Linked DNA regions of Homo sapiens: region 1 is linked to region 2. A link is an interaction called in ENCODE POLR2A ChIA-PET data of the cell type or tissue named here. Cell type or tissue: OCI-LY7. All regions are shown on one strand. Each heading gives the region's core, and the rest is flanking DNA. Links, peaks and the distances in the headings are about the cores only. Region 1 has its middle 11 kb from the start of TMEM275. Region 2 holds the start of ATPAF1 (ATP synthase mitochondrial F1 complex assembly factor 1).

Region 1 (4,382 bases), core at 142-4,141, 140 kb before region 2:
TAAAATGGGGAGGTCTCTGTCTACCCCCAGGCTTGTGGGAGTTGAGTGCGGTAATAATGGAAGTGAAGGATTAAGCTTCTGTTGCCACCACTAATGACTCCAAGCCCGGCCCCCTGGGGCTCTCCTCCCCCAGCTCCTTCCAGGCCGGGGAGGCTGCGTGGCCCTCACCCATGTCTCCCGCTGCGGGAAACTGCCACCTCAGCCTGGGATCCTTTCCAAGAAGAGTCTGGAGATTTCACAAAGACCTCTGAACAACAAAAGTTGCAGAAGCGATATTTCCTCCTGGGGTTGACCGCCCCGTGGCTCCTTTATCTTGGCAGCCAGGCTTGAAGAGCTGTTCTTGGAAAGAGCCTGTGTGGGCGTGTGTGGGTGCACGTGGGTGTGAGTGTGTGTACAAGCTGCTCTTTGTTGTTGGTCTCATCTAAGCGGGACGATAGACCCGCAGGCCTGGGTCCTTCCCAGGTCACCCTGCCCATCTCCTGGCCTCTGCACAGCATGTGCTGGGCAGCCAGGAGGGAGGGAACACATTCTTTTTTACCTTAGGATTCTCCTGAAGAGAACTCCAGAACACAGGAGCCCCAGTGCTTCAGGAAGAATCCAGGGTACCTGAGGCAGAAGCTTCACGACAGGGGGCTGAGGCGGAAACTTGACGACACGGGAGATTAAGGGGAGGTAAAGGCAGGTGCTCATCGGCCCGCCCCTCGCTGTCTCCTTAGCATGCACAGCCCCTGTGGAGGCAGGGCCCGCGAGACGTCTGAAAGGTTCACCTCCTTCAGGTTTACCTTCAGTCTGCCCTCGGTAAGCTGCCTAGAAAGGACCGCGCAGCCTGCAAGCCCCAGCCTGCCTCTTGGACTGTGGGCTATTGGAAAAGCCCTTCTCTGGGCCTCAGTCCCTATTCATTTTTTTAAAGACAGGGTCTCACTCTGTCACCCAGGCTGAAATGCAGTGGTATGATCACAGCTCACTGCAGCCTCACCTTCCTGGGCTCAAGCCATCCTTCCACTTCAGCCTCCCAAGCAGCTGGGACTACAGGTACACATCACCATGCCCAGCTAATTTTTGTATTTTTTGACAGAGGTGGGGTTTCACCATGTTGCCCAGGCTGGCCTTGAACTCTTGAGCTCAAGTGATCCGCCAGCCTTGGTCTCCCAAAGTGCTGGGATTACAGGTGTGAGCCACCATGCCCAGCCCTCTGTCCCTATTTTTTTTTTAAGTGGGGCTTTGGACAACTTCTGAGCCTGATTTAAGCGCCCCACCCTGCTGGGTTGGGTGGAAGCCATAGATACATAGAAGAATAACTGAAAAAGCAGTCATTCTTCTGTCTGCCTTGTTACCTCCCTCTCCCACACTCCAGCCACCAGGGGCCTGCAGAGCCCAGGAGGATGGACAAGGTGTGGGGGAGAGGTCGCCTACTAAAGAGCCAGGCCTGTTGAAGTCTGGCCATTTCTGCTTCAGTTTCTCAGAATAGACATTCTCACCGGTCTCTAGTTCGGCTTCCATCCGGGGAGGAATCACTGATACCCAGCTCCTATCCACAAGCCTGAAGGGGTGGGCAGCTCACTACCTTCCAGGGCAGCCTACGCCAGGGCTGTTGGAAAGTTCTTCTTCATGTTGTCTGAAATCTGCCACCCAGTAGCCTCCTTATCAGGCCTGGCTTGGCCTGGGAGCCACACAGAACATGTCTATTCATGCTGTTGTGGAGTGTGTCACCCAGCTGGCGTGGCACCTCACACACTCACCGTGCCCTCTCCCCGGATACCTCTGCTCTGCCGGTCCCTCCTCCTGGGGACAGGCTTCACTCTTCAGAGCCCAGCCACATGCCACCTGCTCCAGGAAGACTTGCCAGATTATCACAGGGGAGGGAGATGCCCCTCCTCCTCTTGATGCCTCTGACCACTATATACAGTTCTCAACCACTGCCAGATGGGGCTCCCTGGGCAGAAGCTGGCATGGCATACAGCCTGGTATGGAGTTTGTGTTCAACCAGTACTGAACTTGTTAAATTAACTGGGAAGAGCATGTGAGGGACAAGCTCTGCTGAGGACCTCAGGGAACCAGGCTTCTGTCTGGGCCCTGCCATGGCTTTGCAGTACACTTGGGCAAGCCCTGGCTTTTTCTGGGCCTCTGTCTCCTGTGTAGAGGTTGGTCAGGGTGGTCCATACAGGTGCCTTTCTCAGGCAGCCTTGGTTTCCAAGAGTCTTGCTGGGTTTTGTCTTCCATGTGATATCATCCTGTGTCCTCAATTGTTCCATTCAGAGCTTCTTCCCATGCTGGGTCCTCCTGGCTGGGGGTGCAGATGGGGCTTAGAGGTCATCAGAGGGCAAAGGCACAGCAGCCTGGGGCAGTGGAGTGAGCGGATCTCCTGGGACAGCACCCAAGGACAGGTGGACCCTCTGTCCTTGCAGGCCTTCTCACTTTTCCTGCCTGCCTCCCTCATGCCATCTTTAAGAGATGAGGCTAGGTCCAAGGCAGCGGCCATGCCACAGCCTCCTGTCTCTTCCAGAGGACATGGCTCTGTCCTGGCACAGTCTCCTAGTTCTCGGCATCAACATCCAGAGTTTAGGGACCATGTCCCAGTCTCTGTGAGGTGGATGGGAAGTCAACATTAGTTGACTGAGCACCACCTGCGTGGAAGATGCAGCCCCCCCCCCCCCATCACTGGGAATACAGTGCTGAGCAGGACAGCACCTGATGTGCGAGGGGGAAGACAGACAACAAATACATAAGCAATGGAATGTACCTTTGGCAGGCCGATTAAAGGTTATGAAGACACTGTGACCAGGAGTGAGGTGGGGGCTCAATGCATGGCTGGAGGAGACAGATGGAATGACTAGACCAAGAGTGAGGCCAAGATGACCAGGCAGTGCAACTGCCAGGTGGACAGATGTGAGGAAAGAGGCTGGCCCAGGCCCGGAGGCAGGACTGAAGGCTCCTGGGGGAAGGAATGGGGTGGGGAGGTGCGATCTATTACGCTGATGACTCTGGGCCCTAATCCTGTGCCAGGCCCGGCGGGTAATGTGTGTGTAGGGGGAGGGTAGCACCCCCGCTGGGGTGTAATTTCACGCTGAAGGGCCTGATGGGGCGTCCCAGGGACTGATCCTTTCTGGATCAGAAAACCCACTTCCCTTTGTCGCATGCATGGCGATTAGCACCTTAACCCTTTGTGGGCTGGCCCAGGGCCAGCCCTGCCCCATCTCACCTCCAGCCCCTTGGGATCTTAGCCCAGAGCCCTTTGCCTTCAATCCAGCCAACTCCCCAACCTGGTCTTGTCTGCAGGGTGCAGGGAGGGAGAAGCTGTTGACTGAGGAAAGCCAGGGGCTGGATTCTCAACTCCTGTCTGTGTCCCTGTTCCCTGGCACCCAGCTCCCCGAGGCCCTTGTGCCCCCAGAGAAGTGAGCTCACCATGCCATCTTTTCAGGTTCCTGTTACAGCTTGGATCAAGTCCAGTTGCCTTCAGCAAGCCTGGGATCTAGTCTAATCCACTGCCTCGTTTGGGGATACCCCAACTCACAGCCTTCCCACATCCGCTGTGATGGGGAGCTCACTACCTGCTGGCAACACAGCCAGTACCTTCCATTCCCACTAACCTCTCATGGGGAATGAACATTGACCCCAGGAGGCCAGGACCATACTTCCAGCAACATCTCAGAGACGTCCCTGGCCACTTTGTCCGACAGCAGCATTCCAGGACTGGGTAGGTCGTCACAGTCCCCTGCATCCATCCCCTCTTTTGCTCATGTACACTGATTCTTTTCAAAGATTCACCAGGAAGTTGTCTCAGCTTCTTTGGCTCCAATGATGTTGTCCCCTTCCCTTGGGGAAGTCCCCTTGGTCCTCCCAAGGCTAACTGCAATGCATCCCTGGGGCGGCTCCGGCAAGTTCTCCCCTCGGGAGCTCCCCTAGGGTGGGGGAGAAGGCAGGGACCAGGCTGGGCCTCCCCTAAGCTCCCTGGGTCTCTAAAACCCTAGCTCCATTAAAAGAAAGCCCCTAAATGTTATTTACACTTTGGAGTCTTAAAAACCATTAACAAAAGCCACTTAATTCAATTATCTTCCCGGCTGGCTCAGTTCTCAGCTCTGAGCGCCAGCCTCCCCTTGTTGCACCCCCACCCTGCCTGTCCCCCCACCACTGTCATTGTGTCGGGCTAATGAGGTAAACTGAAGCGAGCCCTGTCCCCCCTGACAGGTTTATGAGAATTTAATAAAGCGTGGCCGGGACCAAATGAGTTGCCTCAGCCTCGGAGAGCTCATTGTCTTTGGCGTCAGCGTTTTTTGACTCGAGCTGCCCCCATCCTCCGCCCCAGCTCCTCCCTGGCTCGGCCCCCACCCCCGCCCTTGGTGCCTCCCTAGGTGAGCCTGGAGGCCAGTGGGCCCTGCAGCGGG
Region 2 (4,382 bases), core at 228-4,227:
CATCCAGTTCTTGAAAATATGTCCCCCCAACCAGGTTAAACATCTGCTTTATTCAGATCCTGGTGATTCAGAGGCTTTAGGTAGCCTATTTTGCAGAAGATTTAGCATCTGAGTATCTCCCTAACCTACCCTCCAAAGAAGCTGCTCTTGGAGATGAAACAACAGAACACATTGTTTATGTCAAAATGGGGTTGGTCTTCAGGTTTGAAGTCCAGGCTGGGGTGCTGTCCCTATTAAGAATTCTTCAGACTGTGTAGCTAACCATGGGATATTTGGTTTTGTACACTTTGGTGAAGATATCATCCAGGGATTCCAGCTCTTTGGCCATGAGACCCAGAGTTTCATGGGTGAGGTCTGGAGGACCCAGGGACATCTTGGCTATCCCTCTGGTGGACTTTCCTGGTCAATGCATTATAGGGGGCCCCTTCTTCCATAAAATTCCTTTCTGGAGGTGACATAAAACACCACTCCCTTCACTGTCATGTAGATGGGATGTTTTTCTTCTCTCTGTAGTGGGCCGGCTCCTCCTCAATAAAGAGCCTCACCAGGGGTTTCTGCTTAGTCGGGCATGGCACCTGCCTGGCCAGAGCTGCAAGCAGCCCTGGGGGCTGTACCAGGACCAGGGTCAACCCTGCTAGTGGCTACAGCTGCAACTGGGCCTGCCATAGTGAAGGGGTAGAGAGGGCAAGGGACAGCCTGGGCAGTGAAGCTGTTGCTGGGATCTGAGGATATAGAAATAAATAAGTCAGACTCCCTACCTCAAGGAGCTCACTATCCAGTGGGAGAGACAGGCATAAAAGTAAACAAATGAAAGTACAACAGGTATTATGATGAAAATTTGCTCAAACATCCCCAAATGGTTAAGGTGGTTTCATGCCTCTGTACCTTTGTTTATGTTGCTGCTCCCCTTACCTGGAACATCCCCTCCTCTCCATTCTTTTTCAAAGGAAGTTTGCTAACAGATAAAACTAGAGAGAGACTGGCAGGGACTAGGGTATGAGGAACTTGTGTGAAACATTAAGGAGTTTGGATGTTATTTAGAGGTCAGTGGGGGGATAACAGTATGTGTAAATGTTGATGGGAATGATCCAGTGGGGAAGGACGGTAAAACCAGTTATTTATTTGTTCATGAGTGGGTAAGAATAAATGGATGCTGATAAAGTATTCAAAGTACAAGTAGACAACTCTTCAGAGATGCTTGTGTGTAAAACAGATCAAATACAGATCAACGAGAGAAGCCTGGAGGGGAATGTACATCAAAGAAAGGCTTTTAAGATGACAAATACTTGAGACTATCTCAATGCTGCTGGAAGGAGAGCAAAAATACTCATTCATTTACTGCATAACTGTTTCAAATGGCAAGAAAGATCACTACAGTAGCAGTGAGAGGAACTGGGGTAAAGTAGTCCAGGAATGGAAGTAGGGAACTCTAGTTAGAGGATAATGGCAACAGCCCAGGTGACGATGATGGAGTAGATTAAGGCAGTGGAAGTAGAGATGAGACAGAACTCAAATTTACAGTACTAAGTCTTTGGTTTCCTTTCATAAGACAACTACCTTCTTACCCTGCTAAATTCTCTCCCAAGCCCCTTTAATTTTCACCTCTGATCTCCTTTAGCTCTTCCCACTTGAACTCTTCAGATGCTCCTATAGCCCCTCATATGCACCTTAAGCCCCTCTAAGCTCCAGATCCTTCCCTCTGGAAGCTAAGAGGTGGTGTTAGGGACCCTGGACTCAGAGTCAGACAAATCCCAAACAGCTGTGTGACCTTTGGCAAGTCTCTTACTCTCGCTGATCCTCAGTCTCCTTAAGAGGGTTCAATGGGTGATCCGACTGTGACACTATTAGTCTTTGATGCCCTCCTCCCATCCCCAGTCGCCTTTCCTTGCAGTCAAGGCCCTAAGCTACCACCAGCCTGGGAACTCCAGCTCTGAGCCAGGCCTCAGCTATCTTAATATGTGACCTTGAGCAAGTCAAGTCCCTTCTCTAGAAGGCGTTTTCCCATTTCTATAATGAGGACAGGTGTCTCTGAGCTGCCTGCCTCAGGGCTGTCATAAGAGTCCACCTTAGCGTTTGGAGAACCAAAGCAGACAAACGTGGAACGAGCCAGGGCTTTGCAGAGACTCCCAGCTCTGACACCAATTAGCTGTGTGATCTTGGGCAAGTGACCTAGCCTCGCGGAGCCTGGCTACATCATCTGAAGAGCTGGGACAGTACTAGTGCCCACCTCACAGGGCTGTCCTAAGGCCCAGCAGCCCGGGCCGCCCCTCCTCCCGCCTCCTGCCCGCCTCCAGCCAACCCAGGCCCGCACCTGCGCAGCAGCTGGATCTTGTCGCGGTAGCGGTCGTAGAAAGGGTTGGCCTGGAGCTCGGCCTCGGCCCCGACCCCGCTGCTGTCGGCGCCCCCCTCGGGCCGGCCCGAGCCGGGGCGCACTGGGAAGACGCGCAGCTGCGCGGGTGACACGAGCCCCAGGCCCAGGGCGCGGCTGCGCACCGCGCACAGGCCCCGGTAGAGACCGGCCACCTGCAGGACCGCCGGTCCCGCGCCACCCGCAGCCGCCACCACCACAGCAGCCATGGCCGCCCCCGCCTCCTCCTCCTCCTCAGGCGCGTCGGCCTCGGCCCGCGGCCCGCGCGCCCGCTCCATCCCGCTCCGAGTGCGCCGCGCCCGCGCTCCGGCACCGAGGTTCCGCGCGCCCAAGGTTCCGGGCGCGGGATAGCGGCGAGGCGGGGCGGGGAGGAGGGGGCGCGCCGCTCTGGCCCCGGCACTGCGCGCTCTCGCCGCCCTGTGTATGCCACGGCCCGCCTCCTCCAGGGAGGCTGCCCAAATTCAACGCCCTTCCTCCCTCTGGGACCAGCAGCCTCTGCGCGCCAAGTCCGTTCTCTAAAGCCAGCGGATCTCCATGTCCTCGCGGTGCTTGCCCCTGGCACTCGCTGTAGTGCCAGGCACTCGATGTAGTAGTCCGTCCTTCAGCATCGAAGGTCTTTTCATCAACTATAATCACAGCAGCAAGCTTCTCTTTACTGAGGTTGCTATGTGCAGGACACTGAGCGGCTTCATACTCTGTGTGGCAGTATTATCCTCATCTAACAAATAAGGAAACTGAGGCCGAGAGTAATTATGTGACTTGTTCAAGTTCTACCCGACAGCTGAGCTCTTTTCAAGATGGCAGCTGCCTCCCAAGCCTCCTTTTCCTCTGCTTCCTGACATCCTCCTTGAACTCCAGCCACAGTGACCTATTCTCTCCCAAAGAAACACCAGGATTACTCCTTGAAGAGTCCTTATTCAGGCCCTTTTTGACCCCTGGAATCCTCTCTCCTTCCATTCTCTCAACCCAAATGCCACAATCTTCCTTACCGTCTGAACCAGGTGTGAGCTCCTAGGGTCAGGGACAGTGACATTAACATCTCTGTGTCCCACCTGCTCACAGAACAGGGCCAGTCCTGGAGTGGGCTCTCTGGGACAGTACTCATCATCAGGTCCTTCTTGTCTGGGTTTTGTCTGATTGAAGCCCCTCCTGGGACAGGGGCAGAGCCTTCAACTCTGCTCAATCCAACCTATGCTCATGGAGATCAGCCCTGAGCCCTGCCCTGTGCGAGGAACAGTGTAATGGAAGATGAATAAGTCCTTCAAGTATGCCAGCCCATACCTGGCTCACACTCCTAACACTTGCTGTTTTCTCTGTGGATCTGCATGTGGCTGCCTCCTCATCATCTAAGGGCTCAGTTCACATGTAAGCACCTCCAAGGGACCTAAATGACAACCCCTCCATCTCTTTATAGTCTTTATCCCATCACTCTATTGCATTCTCTTTATAGCAGTTATCATTATCTGAAGTTCTTAGATCCTTGTTTATATTAATTCATTGAGCTTACATTCTAGTGGAGTGAAACAGACAGTAAATATATAATGTTAGGTGATGCTACATGGTATGCAGAAAAACAGCAGGCCAAGAGAGATAGAGATAAGGGGACACTTGAGCAGAGACCTGAAGGTAATGTGGGAATGCTGGGGGAAGAGCCTTCCAGGTAGGGGAAACAGCAAGTGCAAAGGCCCTGATGAGGAGGTTATTGAGTCTGAATGAGTGAGGGCACAGCAGCAGAAATGAGACCAAGAAGGTATAGGGAGGGCTAGTTAGATTGCTTAGGCCTTGGTTAAGGACTTTGATTTTAAATCGAATGAGATCGGAAGTTACTATATGTTTTAAGCAGTGGAGTAACATGATCTACTTTTTAAAAGGATCATGCTGGCTGCTGGTGGGATTTAGGATATGTGGAGGCAAGGATGGAAACTCTCCCAAGGGTGACTAATTTATTCCAGTTTGCCTAGGACTTTCTTGGCTCTAGCATTGAAAGCCCCATGTCCTGAGAACCCACCCCAAG

What was found. ChIA-PET counts read pairs that join two places held together with the same protein. Peaks named below come from ENCODE experiments on the same cell type or tissue, not always from the same donor. Only the 100,000 strongest peaks of a DNase experiment are listed, where the experiment ranks them.
Region 1: POLR2A ChIA-PET joins it to region 2 with 5 read pairs; 4 of 35 experiments call an interaction of 5 or more read pairs at or near these places.

What each region holds. Positions count from the first base shown.
Region 1 is chr1:46,522,381-46,526,762 of GRCh38, forward strand. No RefSeq gene overlaps it. Among named protein-coding and RNA genes, the nearest start is that of TMEM275, 11 kb to the right of the region's middle. RefSeq lists a cis regulatory region at 1-868 and enhancers at 1-791, 792-1,742, 1,743-2,693, 2,694-3,643. In OCI-LY7, for the core only: no CTCF peak of the experiment used is centred there; no DNase peak of the experiment used is centred there.
Region 2 is chr1:46,665,746-46,670,127 of GRCh38, forward strand. It overlaps ATPAF1 (ATP synthase mitochondrial F1 complex assembly factor 1), which reads right to left and starts at 2,619. Exons shown (of 9, transcript NM_001394565.1): 1 at 2,312-2,619. The coding sequence starts at 2,577. It also overlaps the pseudogene NENFP1 and a transcript of TEX38 not described here. RefSeq lists enhancers at 65-594, 595-1,123, 2,919-3,068 and silencers at 2,189-2,808, 2,236-2,406. In OCI-LY7, for the core only: a CTCF peak has its summit at 2,411 (motif pointing left); a DNase peak (open chromatin) is centred at 2,696; H3K4me3 peaks cover 2,275 bases.